Linked DNA regions of Homo sapiens: all the other regions are linked to region 1. Evidence: read pairs that join two places in POLR2A ChIA-PET (ENCODE). Cell type or tissue: MCF 10A. All regions are shown on one strand. Links, peaks and the distances in the headings refer to the core of each region. The heading gives the core; the rest is flanking DNA.

Region 1 (6,378 bases), core at 520-5,519:
AGGCAAAGCTGTATATACTGTATAAGTCTTAGCAGAAAATAAAGGAGACTTTATTACTTCAAGATGAGGAACTTCTTTCTAGGCAAGGGCCAATAAGCAATGGCCATATTGAAAACTTGGATAAATTTGATTCTATCATCATTAAAAGCTTAAGAAAATTTAAAAGGCAGAAAAACAATGAAAGAGATCATATGTGAAACATATCAGACAATGGATTCATATACACAACCAACTTATGCAACTTAATTTTAAAAAATCAAGAAACCACAAAATAGGCAACAGATGAATGAAAAGGCAATTCCTTGCAAGAGGAAATAGAAATAAACGATAAAAATATAATCAGGGCAAAGCAAATGAAAACAAAAATTATTTCTGCTCATCAGATTGGTCTGCTTAAATGTTTGATAATATCAATCATTGACAAGCAGCGTGGACACTTTCACAGATGGCAGGGGCAGTGCAGAAGGGCACAGCCACCCGGGGAGCAATGTGGCACCAGCTCAGAACCTGCTACATGCATAGGCTCCAGCATTTTCTCTGAGGTTTCACACAGTGCACAAGGGAACACACACACAGGTGACCATCACAGCCCTGCCTGTGATAGCAAAACTCTGGAAACAACTAAGCCTCTATCAAAATAGAATGGATATGTGGATTGTGGTATATCCCTATGGTGGAAAACCGTTCCCACTTACAACAAATGAACCAGGGCTTCGTGTATCAGTGTGGATAAACCTCATTACAATTTGTCGAGTGAAATTAGTAAGCCAGTACAATTCCTTTGGTTGGAGAAAACACAGATGATACCATTCAAGGATGATACACACAAAACTGATAACAGTGGTTACATCTGAGTAGGTGAAGGAGATTATGGGTGATGGTCAAGGGAGATTACTTTTAAGTACAATCATTTATTTTCTTTAATTAAAATATATTCATTTGTGACATTTGTAATTACAATTAAATATCAAAAATATAAATGCAAACACCCTTGGGAGGAGTAATACACAAAGTTAAAAGAAAAGAAGCAATGTTCTCCAAAGGTGTGCTTGCATCATTGTCCAGGTGCCCCTCTGCAAGTGAAGGGGAAAAGCCTCCATTACGTTTTTGTTTTCCAGGTGACAGTTCCTGGGGGCAAAGGTCATTTGAAAGTTTGGAGGAAGCTCATTATTTTCCAGACTAGTTTAGAAAAACCCCAACATGAGAGGTACCCACCACACCAGGAGGCTCCTCAGCCAAGCAGAAGCACATGGTCGAGGGAACTGTTTGGGTAATGCGGTTTTTTTAGGATCTGGAGGTAGATCTGATACCGCAGAGCTGATTCCCGGATTATAAATGCTTACCACACCTCAAGGCCAAGTTGATGCACTTGGGGAATGGAAATTCCATAGCTGGGAGCCAAGGACTTGACTTTTCCCACACCCTAAGTTTCAAGTCTTCAACATATCAGCAACACATCCCTTTTCAAACCACTGATAACATTCCTGAATGAGACTTGGAATTTGAAGAGCGCTGTATCAGGACTTGTGCTATAAGCACTTTCTTATTTGACTTTTACTTGACCTTCAAGAGAATTTTTCTCCTTTTATCTAACCCTAAAAGAAAGAAAACAAGACTTGGGGTTCCTCCCTTTTCCCTCCTCCCTGCAGCTTCCTATGCATGCAAAGAAGCATACAACAACTTTTCTCTCTATTAGGGGAAATTCAGCGCCTAGTGGGCAAATCTCTAGGTTAGAGGCTTCTGAGCAGACAGGCAGGAGGAGATTGGACTCCGCGGACATTGTTTCTTTGTAGTCCCAGGTCTCTGCTGCTGGTGATTAAATGGCCTCTTTCCAGGAGGGGAGGTACATGAATCCATTTTAAGTGTCTTTTAGTATCAGCTCTCTGGTTAATAACAATTGCCATTAATATAAAGAGATAATTTGTTACTTATTTATTTTAAGAGATGGGGTCTCACTCTGTTACCTAGGCTGGAGTGCAGTGGCACCGTCATGGCTCACTGCAGCCTTGAACTCCTGGGCTCAAGTGAGCCACCTTCCTCAGCCTCCTGAGTAGCTGGGACTACAAGGCACATGCCACCATGCCTGGGTAATTTTTTTTTTCTTTTTGGAGATGGAGTCTCACTCTGTTGCCCAGGCTAGAGTGCAGTGGCGTGATCTTGGCTCACTGCAACCTCTGTCTCCCAGGTTCAAGTAATTCTCTTGCCTCAGCCTCCTGAGTAGCTGGGACTACAGGTGCATGCCGCCATGCCCAACTAATTTTTTGTATTTTAGTAGAGACGGGGTTCCACTGTGTTGCCCAGGCTGGTCTGAAACTCCTGAGTTCAGGCAATCTGCCCACCTTGGCCTCCAAAAGTGCTAAGATTACAAGCGTGAGCCACCACGCCCAGCCAATTTTTTACTTTTTTGTAGAGCCAAGGTCTCTCTATGTTGCTTAGGCTGGTCTCAAACTCCTGGGCTCAAGTGATCCTCCTGCCTCAGACTCCCACAGCACTGGGATTATAGGGGTAGGCTACTGCTCCCGGCCAAGAGATCATTTAAATAGGAAGAGGATTAGAGAGTATTTAGGTGCCTATTGAAGTGTTTTGTTTTGTTTTTGAGATGGAGTCTCACTCTGTAGCCCAGGCTGGAGTGCAGTGGTATGACCTCGGCTCACTGCAACCTCCACCACCTGGGTTCAAGTGATTCTCCTGCCTCCGCCTTCGGAGTAGCTGGGACTATAGGTGCACACCACCATGCCCGGCTAATTTTTGTATTTTTAGTAGAGACAGGGTTTCACCATGTTGGCCAGGCTGGTTTCGAACTCCTGACTTCAGGTCATCTGCCCACCTCAGCCTCCCAAAATGTTGGGATTACAGGCGTGAGCCACTGTGCCCGACCTGTTGCAGTGTTTTAATCTCATTGTCCTTTTTATTCCTCCAATGACCTTCCCTTGACATCATCAGCCCTAGCTTTGGGGATTTAAGGATGAGGGCACCCAAATGGGTCGCCCAAGGCGACCCAGCCAACCGGGGCCCGAGACAGGATTTGAAGACAGATTTTTCTGAGCCAAAAGCTGGTATGCCTACCCCTACTCCCAGCTGTCAGGTCACCAGTCAGAGCTTCAGGCCACACCGCCTCGAAATTGCACAAGTTGCTGCCTGAAGAATGGCCCCTTGGATGAGGTCCCCGCCTACTGAGAAATTATGCAGAATGATTACAAAATGGTACAAATTACTGTAGACTCCTGCACCAGACTGGAACTCAGCAGGCCCAGCCTTGCCCAGGCCCAGCCCTGGGTGTGACCTCAAAGGGCTGGGAAAGAACTTGGGCCTTCTCCAGTTATTCTCTTGCCCTTGGCCAGGATGCCAGCTCTTATGCAGGAGCACTCAGGTGAACACCTCAGGCTTCTCAAGGTGTGTTATGCACGAATGCAGGACGAGGGAGTGGACCCAACCCCTGACCTGCCTTCCTCTCCCTCTTGTGGTCACCAGCACCCCCTCTTCTTCCCTGGAAGTCCCCAGCCAGGCCAGCAGCCCACTCTCTCCCAGCTTCTAAAGGCAACACATCACCCCTCTGTCCTGCTGTACATGCCTGCAGGGAAAAACAAACACAGGCAATGCCCCGGCAAGACCTCCGTTGAGGTCTGCTGTGCTGTATAAGGATAGGTGGCTATCCCTTGGGTTGGGGTCTTTGTCACTGCTTGTGGGATTTTCTGGGAATGATGCAGCTGTGCTGGGTGTTTGATGTAAGAACCATGGTCTCACCAACTTTGTGCCTTGTCAGCCTTGTCCTATCTGACCCTCTGGCTGCACTGAATCACAGGTGGCTCTGCCACCACTTTCCCAGGTGTCCACAGACGAGCAGGGGTGTAGTGAGCAGCACTCACTCACCAGCTTTGCAGATGTTTAGACAGCCCCTCCCCATGCTTGCAGGAATTCTGCACAGGTACAGGGATGTGTTAGAGGCTGGGATTGTGTAAGTGGGTCTGGAGAAACTTCAGTTAGTAGCACCAGTTTTTTGTGTTTTTGTTTTTGGGTTTTGTTTGTTTGTTTGTTTGTTTGTTTTGGTCTGGTTTGAGACAGAGTCTCGCTCTGTCACCCAGGCTGGAGTGCAGTGGCTCAATCTGGGCTCACTGCAACCTCTGCCTCCCGGGTTCAAGCGATTCTCCTCCCTCAGCCTCCCAAGTAGCTGGAATTATAGGCACATGCCACCATACCCAGCGAATTTTTGCATTTTTAGTAGAGATGGGATTTTATCATGTTGGCGAGGCTGGTTTCAAACTCCTGACCTCAAGTGAACCGCCCACCTCAGCCTCCGGAAGTGCTGGGATTACAGGCATGAGCCACCACACTGGGCCTGTAGCACCAACTGCTATTGGCTTTGTCATGGGAAAGCTGACATTAAAACTGGCCTCCTTTGTTGGGTGACAAGTTATTTCTGCCCTCAAAGAAGGAAATTTTGAAGAAGCAAGTGTAAGGGATGAGATTGAAAGTCTGTGAGAATTAGAAACAAACAAATAAATCAACACAAACTTGTCCAAAAACAACTTCAAAAAAACACCCAAAATCCCTTCAGTGGGACAAAATCCAACCGTCAGAGGGGAGGAAGTGTTTTGTGATGCTAACTGCTGCTGGCGGAGGGCCCAGTGGGTATATACACATGATTCTGAGAGGCAGGACTGGCCCTGGAACACTAAACTCTGGTCCATTTGTGAGATTAAATCCCTCTGCACTCTGGGACAAGTGAGTCAGGACTGAATGGAAGGGGAGGGAAAAGTTGCTGGGGGCTGGGGCTGGGGGGGATGCGAGGGACCAAAAAAAAGTCCCCACATCCAGCAGGGAAGGGTCCACAGCGATCCAGCCAAGTGCAACCTCTGTGCTTGTCCACCCTCGTGCCTTGGGGTCATGGTGCCTTCCTCTGCACTAGAGATAGGTGGCATGGCAATGGTGCCTTCCTCTGCACTAGAGATAGGTGGCATGGCATGATTGGTGACTTGGCATGGGAGTGCCGCTAAGTGACAGCCACAGACACCGTCAGCTTCTTGTGTGTGGCCAGATGTAGAGAAGGAATTGAGGAGGAAACTTGGAGGTCTGGAGATCCAGCCAACAGCATCGGCAAGAGCGGTACCCAGACAAAAACAGCCTGGCTGAAGGGAATCAACTGATGCCCATTCTGATGAGAATCAAGGCCATTTGGGGTTTTTATGTTCAAATCAGTATGATGGTTGTGAAGGTAACCAAAGTGTGGAGAGGGAAATGTACCCAGTGACGGGGCTTCCTGCTGGGGTGGGAGTCCTCTCTTTGAGGTTTGCCAGAGGCTGTGGCCGGCCCTCCCTCACAAGGCCTTCTGCTTCTGATAGGTGTGTGGCTCTCCTGTTTGGGGCCACAGCCACGGTCCAGAATGAAGCAGGGCCTAGTCCCAGGGTGGTGGGGCTTCAGCAGACGTACCCAAACTCCCCTCAACCCCTTCCTTGCTTCTACCTTTTTAGTCCCTTCACTCCTTCCATTTTCATACACACCACCCTTTCTTTTTCTTGTTTTCCTAAAATTTTGTTTACAAAGTACTTTAAGCATACAGAAAACCACACACCATATTAAAATACCCATCACTCAGCACTGTCAAATGTCATCATTTCGCCATTTCATTTTAAGAAATAAAATCTTTCCAGGCACGGTGGTGCCTATCTGCAATCCCAGAGCTTTGGGAGACCAAGGTGGGAGGATTGCTTGAGGCCAGGAGTTCAAGACCAGCCTGCACAACATGGTGAGAAAGTGTCTCTACAAAATAAATACATAAATAAAATCTCACACGTGACCGAGCCCATTGACCTGTGAACACTTTCATCCATTTCTCCTGTCTAGAGGTAACCACTATCCTGGATTAGGATTATAACCCCATACATATTAGGATAGCCTTTGTGTCTATGTGTGTATCTATAAACATACAGTACAGTTTTGCATGCATTTATAATTTTAATAATATAACATGTAACAGTATTTTATTTTTAAAAAAACTTTTTATAGAGACGATCTCACTATGTTGTCCAGGCTGGTCTCCAACTCCTGGCCTCAAGCAGTTCTCCCACCTTGGCCTCCCAAAATGCTGAGATTACAGGCATGAGCTACCACATCTGGCCTAATAATATATTTTAAAACCTAACATAGACGAAATAGTATTCTTTCAACATGTTATCAATATAAACATTATATGGATACATTTTATTTGTTAATTTGTTATGTCATAGTTGTACATATTTTGGGGTGTACAGGTGATATTTTAATATGCAATATGTAATGAGCAAATCAGGGTAACTGGGATATCCATCCATGTATCTTTTTCCTTGTGTTGGGAACGTTTGCATGGTTTTAAACTTCACATGCTGTATATAATGCTTCTCG
Region 2 (6,378 bases), core at 839-5,838, 190 kb before region 1:
ACGCCCAACAAAAATGTATTTTCTTAATGTATGCATCTAGCATAGAGAGTTCAAAATCTCAGGAGCAACCCTTAATGTGTCCCTTATATCCACAGGTACTCTTCACATGGAGAGTCAAATCCAACCAAAGATGAAATTCCTCACCTGTAACTATTTGCATGATTTTCACGGGCCTGCCTGGCCCAGGCACTATTCTTTTCCCAGTGACTGGAACATTAATGGGAACACTGATGGGTGTAAGAAATGTGTTAACATAAAAATGTTTTATTTTCCCTTCTTGACTTTCATAAATAAGGCAGGTTTCAATACGGGGACACTTGAAGCAAAGAAAGATCAAAATGAATCTCAGTGTTCCTTCAACGGCGGCCAAACATCTCTTCTTGTGTGAGAATGTCACAGTGAAGATGTCTCAGTTTCTTAGTCTCTATTAGAAATTTAAAATTATTATTATTTTTAAAGGCTTCAGTCCAATTTCTCAGAGACTTCACCTGAAAATGGAGGCACTGAAAAAGCCATGAGGAGCTGAAAACAAGCAGAGTATTTTGAGAAGCCCAGAAAATGTTTCCTAGCCCTTCTCACACCGTGCGTCAGTGCAGGGCACGGCACTAAATTCAGGTGGAAGCAGTGATTCCTCACCTTGGGTCCACATTAGAACCACCTAGGATGCATTTAAGAATCCCAAGGCCCAGCCGCCAACCCCCACCCCATCCCGATTTGGGTTCTCTGGTGTCTGACACACCCCAGGACCTCAGATTTTGTTTGGGACTCCCAGGTATTTCTGACATGTATCCATGGTTCAGAACCACTGGTTTAAGGAAGCATAATCATACCATTTGCGATCTTTCATTGTGCAGATTCCTAAAGGAAAGCCCTGTGTCCTGCAGGCCTTTGCTACCCAGTGTGAGTGGGCCTTAACCCGGCAGCTTTGATGAGAGAGAGAGAGAGAGAGAAATGATTTTTGGAGTTCCTGGAGGACAGCACTGTCCAGCAGGACTTCCCATGATGATGGAAATGTTCTTTACCTCTGCTGCTCAGTACAGTAGCCACCAGAGGCCTGTTGCCGTTGAGCACTTGCAGTGTGGCTCATGCAACTGAGGAACAAAATGTTTAACCTTGTTTATCTTTAATTTAAATCTGCATTTAAAGAACCATATGTGATTAGGGGCTCCAATATTGAGCAGAGCAGACAGAGCGTACTGAGGGGCCGACTTGGCCAACAAAGGCCCTAGAGTTTCTTCCATGGTGTAGAGAGAACATTGCTTCTGCCTTTGGCAAAGGTCATGAGGCCGTCTGCCCTGAAACAGACGGGATGCTTCAGAGCAACGGTTCTCAAAGGATAGTCCCAGAGCCAGCAGCATGAGCAACAGCATCACTGGGGAACTTGTTAGAAATGCAGACTCTCAGGCCCCATCCAGACCTCCTGAACTAGAGCCTGCATTTTAACAAGATCCCCAGGTGATTTCTGTGAATAGTCAAGTGTGAGATGAGCTGCCAGTAGCTCTCTGCTCTGCTCTTCAGAAGACAAGAAGCAGGTTGCACAGAAGCCTTGTCCAGGAGGTCACTCTATATTAAGTCAAGGGTATCCGTGTGTATTACAAGACTTGCCAAATGTGGACAGACAAGAGTTATGGAGAGCAACACATTTGAAACTGGGGATAGATTGGTACAGTTTAAAGGGCAAAAGGGTCATCTTTTAGTTCCAATAAGCCTTTGTTTTGATGGGGCAGAGGAGAAACTAGAGAGCTCAATTAAAAGATAAAGATTTAACTCAAGGTGTTTCCTACTTGATTTTCAAATTCATTCCAGTTGTTTCTTTAGAAGGGGACTCACATCAGATATCTTGCTAGTATAGAAAGTTCCTAAGCTGTACTGACAAACAAAACAGGCCTGTAGCCCTGCGACACTGTGCTTTACTTGCAAGATAAGGGGCTAAGGGAATGGGGGACAAAAAACAAAAAAAAACCTCAACCAAGAAACTCAACACATTTAAAAAAGGGGGCAGAAAATAGGACAAGGAAAAAAGTGGTTTATGTAACAGCAATTTTTTGTAATAAGTGTGGGGACGGGTCCCATCGGGACGACATTAGGCTGTTAATTTTGAAATAATCATTGGAACCCAGCTGGATAGCAGCAAGATTTGACGCCAGGAGCAAACACAGCCAGGAAGTGGAGGAGCAGATGACTCAGCCCACAGGGCACCAGAGGCGGGGATAATTTCTTTGCCCAGGGGAGTAGCAGTAGTCATCTGTTGTGTAGGCATTACCAAGTTCAATTGTGTGAGCGAGAATGGAAATCTGTTCTTCTGCAGCTTGTGAAAGAAATTAATCACAGCTCTCTGCATGACAAATTTTGGATTTTAGTTCACACAGTCCCTGAATTTTCCTTCAGGTTAAATTTTCCTTTCCTTGGGACCTCGTGTTGCCTTTACTACAGCCCAACTCTCTCTTGCCCATTTTGCACCCCAATCCAAATATAAAACAAAACAACTGGGAATTGGTTCTAAATGCCCCTTTCACATCTGCTCAGGCCATCATTACAGAATTTCATTTGCAAAAAAAAATCCAGATGAAACCAAATGAGGCATTTTATTCTGGCATTTCATTTTATTCTACATACAGATAACGACAGGGCAGTGAGGAGTTTTGGTCTGTGGCCTCTTCCCAGGACTAACAAGAGCCTGACACAAGAAAACACACCCTTGGTGCTTTTATTAATAACTTTTTTTTTTTTTTTTGAGATGGAGTCTTGCTCTGTCGCCAGGCTGGAGTGCAGTGGCTCGATCTCGGCTCACTGCAAGCTCTGCCTCCTGGGTTCAAGCGATTCTCCTGCCTCAGCCTCCTGAGTAACTGGGACTACAGGCACGCGCCACCATGCTCGGCTAATTTTTGTATTTTTAGTAGAGACAGGGTTTCACCATGTTGGCCAGGATGGTCTCGAACTCTTGACCTCTAGTGATCTGCCCACCTCAGCCTCCCAAAGTTCTGGAATTATAGGAGTGAGCCACCGTGCTCGGCCTTAATAACCTTTTATATGTTGGGTACGGTTTTTCACCTTTGTAATCCCAGTGCTTTGGAAGGTCAAAGCCAGAGGATTATTTGAGGCCAGGCTTTGGAGACCAGCCTGGGCAACATAGCAAGACCCTATCTCTACAGAAAATTTAAAAATTAGCCAGCCATGGTGGCATGCACCTGTAGTGTAGTTCTGGCTACTTGGGAGGCTCAGGCAGAAGGATCACTTATGCTCAGGAGTTCGAGGTTGCAGTGAGCTATGATCGTACCACTGCATTCCAGCCTGGGTGACAGTGTGAGACCCTATCTCTAAAAAAAGAAACTAGCAAGAAATAAAAAATAGCATAACCTCTTATAGTCCACCACCAAAACAAGGATACAGATAAAAAGTCCAAAATTGTGTGAAAGCACAATGCTCAAAAATCTTTCCAAGACTACTCTCATGGAAAACTAAAATGAGTGTAGGTTTAGATTTATTAGCTTATTAACACATTAATCAGTAAGATGGTAAATGTAGCTCAAAAAGCATGTTGAGGACATCAGGATGTATAGGTATATACAAAGACTGTGAAGAGTGCTAGATTTGAGACTAATGAATGAGCTCCAATGCAACCACACTCATAACCTCTCGCAGTCTTCATTACCTGATTCAAATGATTTGCCTTTCCCAGACAAGATACACATGTTGAAGTGTAACTTCATAAAGTGTGAGTCCTCCATCAACAGTAAAGAGTGAGTCAGAGGTGCACTCCCTTAGTTCACACAACAATCCTTGGGTGCGTCTGTTGAGCAATGTTTCAGTATGCCACTGAAAGGAGAAACTAACCTTAACCCTAACCTTAACCCTCTCTTGTCTTTATTTCCAAGTGTTGGGTAATTGTGTGAAACTCGTGCTGGTTTCAATTGAAATCATTCGTCATACATGCATGTTCACAAGTGCTTCAGCTAAGCAGGCCTGAAATGCCTTTAGTTTCCTGGAAATTTCGTTAAAAGCCTTTGTCCTTCCTAAAATGTCCCCTTTTGAAATCCTATACTTCAAAGTATCAGCCTTATACTGTATACTTATGTACAGGGTAAGATATTAATTCAAAGAAACAATGCAGGCAGCTAAATTCCTTTCATCTAAACATGCCTTTCTTCTTTCTCCTTGGTGCTACATTTCACTCAAAGCTGCAGGAAAGTATACAGGAAAAATGAGCTGAGTGTGTTCTGCAAATAGGTCAGGCTGAAGCAGGAATGTTTTCCTGTGCTGAATTAAAAGTTTTCTGTTTCATTTATCAGTAGAATTAAAAGTTCTCTGATGTTTCTCTAAGTGTCATACATATACAAAACAGTGTAAAATTGAAAAAAAAAAACCCACATGCTGTATTGTCCATTTCTGTTCTTTGGGACTCTACAGTTTAAAAAAGAAAGAAATTAAAGAATTTTGAAAATAAAAGTTATCTTCAAATATTATCTCTCTTCTTAATGAAATTTTTTACCTTTAAAGCAGATGCAGCAAAGACAAACTTTGGTTATTCTTTTTAAAGAGATATAAACTGATTTGTTTCATGCTTATATGAACCTGATTTCTCTATATTTGTTTTGCCACTTATTATAGAGGAGTATTTGCCTTTATGACTCTTTTTCTTCTTGCATGCACTAATTAGTAGTTTAAGAGAGGTGAAAGCACTTACTTTTCCATTTTTCAGTAATCTGAGTATTTTTAAACCAGTGTTTGTGTATTTTAAAAAGTGGCTATTTGTGAGCCTAAGAAAATTTCACAACACTGTTGCTGAAAGAATAATAATATGTATCACATTTTAGTGTTTAATTATCTTTTAATTTACTTTGATAACTATTCTGGGTTGAATTGTCCCCCCTCCAAAAAAAATTTATGTTAAAGTCCCATCCCTCAGAACCTGTGAATGTGACCTTCTTTGGAAATAGGGACTTTGCAAATATGATCAAGTTAAGATGAGGTCATAGGGGATTGGGGTAAGCGCTAATCCAATGACTGGTGCCCCTTCAAGAAGAGGGAAACATGGGCCGGGCACGGTGGCTCACGCCTGTAATCCCAGCATTTTGAGAGGCTGGGGCGGGTGGATCAGCTGAGGTCAGAAGTTCAAGACCAGCCTGGCCAACATGGTGAAACCCCGTCTCTACTAAAAATGCAAAAATTAGCCAGGCCTGGTGGCGTATGCCTGTAATCCCAGCTACTCGAGGGGCTGAGGCAGGAGGAGTGCTTGAACCTGGGAGGCAGAGGTTGCACTGAGTTAAGATCGCACCATTGCACTCCAGCCTGGGCAACAAGAGCAAAACTCCGTCTCAAAATAAATAAATAAATAAATAGAAGTAAATAATAAAAAGAAGAGGGAAATGTGGCCACAGACACAGAGAGAGAACGCCAGGTGACCTCGGAGGCCGAGAGTGGAGTGATGCTGCCACAAGCCGAGGAATGCCAAGGACTGCCAGCCATCGCCGGAAGCTAGGAGAGAATGGAACAGGTCCTCCCCGTGAGCCCCAAGAAGAAAACAACCCGGACTGATTACGGACTTCTGGCCTCCAGAGCTGTAAGTGAAAATGGCTCTGTTGTTTTAAGCCATCAGATTTGTGGTAATTTGTGACAGCAGCCCTGGGAAATGAGCACAGTGGTGATTCAGATCCTAACCTGAAACCATCCCAAGTTGATGGATGCACCAAGTCTTTGTAATTTGAGCTGAACTACTTACAAGAAAGAGTTATGACTATCGATAAAGGTGAGAATATTTTACAATCCTGTTTAAGCCCTCTGTGTCTATTTCCAGGGTGGGGCCATGCTATAAACAGGACAAACAGAACTCTCTGCTTTTGCTACCACTGAAAAAGCATTTCCGTGGGAGATCCATATTAGGTAGCACCTGGAGATGCCAGGACCACAAAACCACTGCCCAGCGTTACACACACATACGCCCTCCAACCCCCAGGATGGGATCAGATCCCTCTGTGATTCTGCCAAAGGCTGAGGCTGGCCACGGGTTTGGGGGATGGGGCTGAGACCAGGCGGCAGGGATGCCGTCTAGTGGGGATGGGAAGCACAAGAGAGATGAAAGCTTCTGCAGCTTCTGCTGCCATGCGCTCTTACATAGGATAGCCAAGGGCACAGGCCAGAGGCAGATAGGGGAGCGGGCTCTCTCTAGGAAACATCAGCTCCAAGGAGGACCGGGATCCTTTGGAAGGAGCTGGAGCTGGGGTGAGACAGGGGCAGACACCCTCCGGATGGATGGGACGATCATGGTTCCAGCCTTTGGACATCTGGAAGGTGAGTAGGGACACAAAGCATGTGGGAACTGGGGCAGACAGTGGCCCATTTCCCACTCTGCTGTGTGGGCATCAAATGTTCCCCCAAGGG
Region 3 (6,378 bases), core at 892-5,891, 840 kb after region 1:
CTTTTATGTCTAGCTAAAGGTTTGTAACTACACCAATCAGCACTCTGTGTCTAGCTCAAGGTTTGTAAACACACCAATCAGCACCCTGTGTCTAGCTCAAGGTTTGTAAATGCACCAGTCAGTGCTCTCTGTCTAGCTAATCTGGTGAGGACTTGGAGAACTTTTATGTCTAGCTAAAGGTTTGTAAATACACCAATCAGCACTATGGGTCTAGCTCAAGGTTTGTAAACACACCAATCAGCACCTTGTGTCTAGCTCAAGGTTTGTAAATGCACCAATCAGTGCTCTGTGTCTAGCTCATCCAGTGGGGACTTGGAGAACCTTTATGTTTTGCTAAAGGATTGTAAATACACCAATCAGCACTCTGTGTCTAGCTCAATGTTTGTAAATGCACCAATCAGCACTCTGTATCTAGCTAATCTGGTGAGGACTTGGAGAACTTTTATGTCTAGCTAGAGGATTGTAAATGCACCAATCAGCACTCTGTGTCTAGCTCAGGTGTTGTAAACGCACCAATCAGCACCCTGTCAAAATGGACCAATCAGTTCTCTGTGAAACGGACCAATCAGCTCTCTGTAAAATGGATCAATCAGCTCTCTGTAAAACGGACCAATCAACAGGATGTGGGTGGGGCCAGATAAGGGAATAAAAGCAGGCTGCCTGAACCAGCAGTGACAACCCCTTTGGGTCTCCTTCCACCTTTTGGAAGCCTTGTTCTTTTGCTCTTTGCAATAAATCTTGCTGTTGCTGACTTTGGGTCTGTGCTGCCTTTATGAGAGCTTTAACGTTCACCGCGAAGGTTTGCAGCTTCACTCCTGAGGCCAGCAAGACCACAAACCCACCGGGAGGAATGAACAACTCTGGACCCGAGGAACTAACAACTCCAGATGCGCTGCCTTAAGAGCTGTAACACTCACCACGAAGGTCTGCAGCTTCACTCCTGAAGCCAGCAAGACCACAAACCCACCAGATGGAAGAAACTTCAAACACGTCTGAACATCAGAAGGAACAAACTCCAGACCCACCATCTTTAAGAACTGTAATACTCACCACGAGGGTCCGCAGCTTCATTCTTGAAGTCACTGAGACCAAGAACCCACCAATTCTGGACACAGTTACCATCATCTGACATCCTCTGTATTTTGCTTATTTGTTTCTGGCTTGTAATACACACCCAGATAACCAGCTTGCTTAGGCAGGGGTCCTTGTGGATGTGGCTTGCTGCTGTATTGCCAGCATTGAGAATACAGTCCACCTATTACAGGATACTCAACAAAGATTCATCAAATGAATGTTTTAAACCAGTGATTTAGTAATTGCTTTGAGACTGCCATTAGGTCATATCCCTTTTAGAGACATGTTAAACTTGCCGGTGAAATCCACGGCATTGAATGGCCCTTTTCTTTTCTTCCCTCCTCTCCCCTCCCCTCCCTTCCCCTCCCCCCTCTTTTTTGTCTTGCTCTGTCACCCAGGCTGGAGTGCGGTGGCGAGATCTTGGCTCACTGCATCCTCCACCTCCTGGGCTCGAGTAATCCTCCCATCTCAACCTCCCAAGTAGCTAAGACTACAGGCACACACCACCATGCCCAGCTAATTTTTGCAGAGACAGGGTTTTGACATGTTGCCTGGGCTGGCCTTTAACTTCTTGGCTCAAGCAATTTGCCCACCTCAGCCTCCCAAAATGCTGGGATTACAGGTATGAGCCACCATGCCTGGCCTGAACCACCTGTTAAGTAAGACCAACATATAAGATGCTTTTTATTTCAGTAATGGAACTTTGTTGACAATGTGACCCAAAATACAATCACTGTAACCCACAGCCTGTTCTATGAGTCAGAATTTTTAAAACTCCCATTCTTTACTCTTTTTTGCTTAGGACCACTGTATCTGCCTGCAAAAGCCATCTCAAACAATGAGAACCTTTTTCTGAAAAGCCCTCGGATGAATACATATAGAAACTTTTTCTTTCTCTAGAAGAAATGACTCAGGCCAGTTTACCAGAGGATAGAAAGCAACTCCCTGGCTCTGTCCTCAGGTAAGTCTGTCTGGGTTCTGCTCTCCCAAAAAAAGTATAACTCCCCAGTGAGAAAATTTACCAGGTCACCTTGCTCTGAGATGTTGTAACAAAGCTTTGGAATCAAATTCAAGTCAGAGATGGTATCATGGTTTTCCTTTGAAATGACATGAATAGAGATTTACAAGAGGAGAAGGTTGAAAATGAAATTGTGCAGATACCCATGGCCTGCCCTGGGTGCCCTGCCTGCCTGCCACTTCACCTCCCTACTTCATGCCCACTGTCCTCATTGCAGATGGCCACTCACTGCATTCCCAATTAGCACTTCCCCGCTACAGGCCAGAGGCACAGGGGAGTTCAGATCTCTCTGAAGCGGCCCTGAAACAATGGTCACTCTAAGTTGATGAGTGAATATGCAATTCCCTTGCCCTCGGGTGGGATAACTCTGGCTGGTGGCTCACACTGGAGCTGAGCCCATCCAGGCATTGAGTGGACCACACCCATGGACTCCTGTCCTCCATACATTGTGTCCTTAGCTTCACTCCTCACATCAACTCTGCACGCCAATCCGTTTCCTAGGATCGCTTTCTGAGAGACTCCAGACTGAGACAATGTGCATTTCAAAAGGGCACCTACATGTGCCAAGGCCCTGATCAAATGACACTTTCATGTAAAACTTCTTTTTTTTTTTTTTTTTGAGAGAGAGTCTCAATCTGTCTCCCAGGCTGGAGTGCAGTGGCGCGATCTCGGCTCACTGCAAGCTCTGCCTCCTGGGTTCACACCATTCACCTACCACAGCCTCCTGAGTAGCTGGGGCTACAGGCGCCCACCACCATGCCCAGCTAATTTTTTTGTATTTTTAGTAGAGACGGGGTTTCACCATGTTAGCCAGGATGGTCTCGATCTCCTGACCTCGTGATCCACCCACCTTGGCCTCCCGAAGTGCTGGGATTACAGGTGTGAGCCACTGAGCCCGTCCCATGTAAAATCTCTTTCTTATTGCTTGTATCTTTCTTTCTGATATTCTCTCCTATTTCCTCCTTTTCTCCTGCTTTTCAACCCCCCACATTCTTATCCTTTGTCCCTTCTCTGTCTCTTTTTGTTACCTAAATACCAGGGGTCTCTGTCTAGGTCCCATTGCTAGAGGCACAGAAAGCCAATCACTGAGACAACAAGTATTACCAGGGAAGAAGGTTTTTTGGATGCTGCAGTCAAGGAGAACAAGAGATAAGTCTCAAATCTGTCTCGCCTATGGACTAAAATTGAGGTTTAAGTAGCTGGGGAAGAGATGTAGTTACCTGCAGGAAGAAGTTAGGAAGCAGTAGGGAAGCAATGCTGCTGAGTGAGGGGTCTGGGATCTCATCCTCTGGATGCGGTGATCTGGTGAGTTTCAGTTCCGTGCCTGAGGGTGGGTTTCCTGGGGAAGGAACTCAGATGAGACAAATGTAAATTTCAAATTTTAAGACCAGGAGGGTTGATTTCTTCTTTTATTAAAAAACTTATAAATATTGTCTCTATGGGGAGATTGAGCTGGTTTCATTTTCTTTCATGCTCTGAAATGCCAGCTCACCCATGTGATTGCAAACCCTTCATAGCCACTAAAACCAAGTGGTTATTCTCACAGAACTGCACCTCAGGCCACTGGGAGGGCTAAGTGGGACTGGGACATTATTAATGGATTCAGACAAGGTAAGATGAGATCTCTTTGCCTGCAGAAGCCTGAGCTTGCTGACATCTATACCAGGACAGCCTCCGGAAACTTGGCACAGCCAGGGAGAAAGTCAATAAACCAAGGGCAAGACTGCTGGGATGTAGCACCTTAATATCCTATCAGGTGAACTTGACAATGAGCCCAGGCGATCCTTGCCCCAGGGGCTTCAATTTGCATTGTCACTGAGGCCTCCAAGAAGTTAGGATTGCCAAACTAGAATGTTCTGTGGAAGTTTGACAGTACAAGGAGGGGTTATGAGCCAACTGCTACATTAAACTCTGCATTGAACAAGAATTAGGTAATTTTAGCCTAGGGCAAAACATTACCGATCCCCATCATGTGCACTGCACTATACTGGCTATGCCTTCAAAGCTGCTCATCAGTGATTTGTATTTTCTGAGACTCAAAGTTGGGAAAGATGGAAACATATGGAAAGAAATTATTGGAAGTCACCATCACAAGTCAAAAGTGAGAATGTGATCTTTCATATGCTGATTTCATAAAATGTATGTTTCTGATAAGAATAGATACTAGATCTTAGCCAAAAGAAACAATAGGTGTGTGTTTCTGGTCACTAGAGCACACATTTCTGGTATTTCCCCTCCCCGACACCCCACATCCGCTCAGCACCCAGCATCTTTCAGCATCCCAATCCAAAATCTTCCTGGGGTCTCTGGGGCCCCTCTGTCCTTGGGAGCAGCCCTCCACCCATGGCTGGTGGGAATGGATTAATAATTAGTCTGGAAACCTTCCCCACTCTCTCCACCCTGAGATGTGCTGTACGCGGTCTCCCAGCATTCCGTGCCCCAGTTGATTTTGGCAATTACCTGCTTGGTCACAGGGCCTTTAGTGGCTGTTTTCCTCCCATCTCTCATCCCCATCCCCTGCTAGTGTTTCCTAATGTCACCTCAAACATAAACCTTTGGACTCTTATCCTTGACTAAGGGGCTTTTCTGGCAGAACACAGAGTAAAACTCACAAAACCCAGAAGTCTGCTTAACATTAAAATTATCTAAAAACTAAAAGGCTAATGATGGTATGAATTTCTTATAAAGAATGTTTTTTGTTTGTTTGTTTGTTTGTTTTTGAGATGGAGTCTTGCTCTGTCACCCAGGCTGTAGTGCAGTGGCGCCATCTCGGCTCACTGCAACCTCCACTTCCTGAATTCAAGGGATTCTCCTGCCTCAGCCTCCCGAATAGCTGCAACTACAGGCACGTGCCACCATGCCCGGCTAATTTTTTGTATTTTTAGTAGAAATGGGGTTTCACCATGCTAACCAGGATGGTCTCGATCCACCCGTCTGGGCCTCCCAAAGTGCTGAGATTACAGGCGTGAGCCACTGTGCCTGGCCATAATGTTTTAACTGATACTTTGGTTTGAGCTCAGATATGTGTATCTGTTGGGGGTAGTACCAGGCAAAAATGTGAGACAGCTGGAAAACTTTGTTGTACAGGGTCCTGGGCCTCCCTTACTAGGCTACACATCCAGTGTCCTCATCATACTATCTGGCAACTGTCAGGTTGTCCTGAATGCCCCACTAGGAATCCTCCTCTCTTCCCAGATCCCTGTCTCCATTTCATAATCATACTCTCGGTCTTCCTCAACACACCCTCTGACTCTGTGAACATCTACATACTGCACCTGTGAATCCTGTGGGCAAAACCCAACATGTGAATCTCCCCAGACATTCATCCCCACCTGCCACCTTGGAGACATGGTGAGTCTGGCCACAGCTGCCTTTCCCTCATCTCCTGACAGTGCCGGGTGTTTATGTCCTCCCTGGGTGTGTCAGTCCTCACCAGAGCCTCCATTGCACCCTCCGGGACAGGAACTACAGCAGACCTAGCACCCCAGTGCAGGCTGCCCAAGCTCTGCCTGCCAGTACTGGACAGAAGTCCCACACCATATGCAGCAGATTAAATAGAGACACAGATCCATCAAAGTTCCTCCCATCAAGAGCTACAGTCAACTTCCTCTCTCCTTGATTCTGAGCAGGCCCTCTGATTTGCTTTGATCATAGAATGTGGCAGAAGTGGCACTGAGATACATGATTTACTAAAACCTGCAGGGGAGAATCCTCCCTTGCCTCTTTCTAGTTTCTTGTGTGTTTCTGGCAATCTGGTTTTCCGTGGCGTATGCATGCATCCCTTCGATCTGTCTTCACATAGTGCTCTCCCTGTGTCTCCTCATGTCATCTTCCCTCCGTGCCCATCTACGTGTCCAAATGTCTCCTTTTTATAAAGACATCAGTTATATTGGATTACAGCCCACCCTCATCTTAATGATCTCATCTTAACCTCTGTGAGGACCCTATTTCAAGTAAGTGCACATTCTGAGGTACCGGGGATTAGGATTTTAACACATCCTAGCTTAAAAAGCATCTGGAAAAGGAACCTATCTTATATATCTTTAATACAAACTGTATTAGCATAATTGCTTTTAATTTTCTTTTTTAAATAACTCCCAGCCTGGGCAGCATGGTGAAACTCTGTCTCTACAAAAAATACAAAAAATTAGCTGGGCATGGTTGTGTGTGCCTGTGGTCCCAGCTACTTGAGAGGATGAGGTGGAGGATCACCTGAGCCTGGGGAGGTCGAGGCTGCAGTGAACCGTGATCGCACCACTGCACTCCAGCCTGAGCGACAGAGTGAG

What was found. ChIA-PET counts read pairs that join two places held together with the same protein. Peaks named below come from ENCODE experiments on the same cell type or tissue, not always from the same donor. Only the 100,000 strongest peaks of a DNase experiment are listed, where the experiment ranks them.
Region 2: POLR2A ChIA-PET joins it to region 1 with 6 read pairs; 4 of 35 experiments call an interaction of 5 or more read pairs at or near these places.
Region 3: POLR2A ChIA-PET joins it to region 1 with 6 read pairs; 1 of 35 experiments calls an interaction of 5 or more read pairs at or near these places.

What each region holds. Positions count from the first base shown.
Region 1 is chr20:19,925,325-19,931,702 of GRCh38, forward strand. The region is part of intron 3 of RIN2 (Ras and Rab interactor 2); the gene reads left to right. Among named protein-coding and RNA genes, the nearest start is that of NAA20, 89 kb to the right of the region's middle. In MCF 10A, for the core only: no CTCF peak of the experiment used is centred there; a DNase peak (open chromatin) is centred at 3,257.
Region 2 is chr20:19,733,450-19,739,827 of GRCh38, forward strand. No RefSeq gene overlaps it. Among named protein-coding and RNA genes, the nearest start is that of RIN2, 22 kb to the right of the region's middle. In MCF 10A, for the core only: no CTCF peak of the experiment used is centred there; DNase peaks (open chromatin) are centred at 2,232 and 3,802.
Region 3 is chr20:20,768,934-20,775,311 of GRCh38, forward strand. No RefSeq gene overlaps it. Among named protein-coding and RNA genes, the nearest start is that of RALGAPA2, 59 kb to the left of the region's middle. In MCF 10A, for the core only: no CTCF peak of the experiment used is centred there; a DNase peak (open chromatin) is centred at 3,888.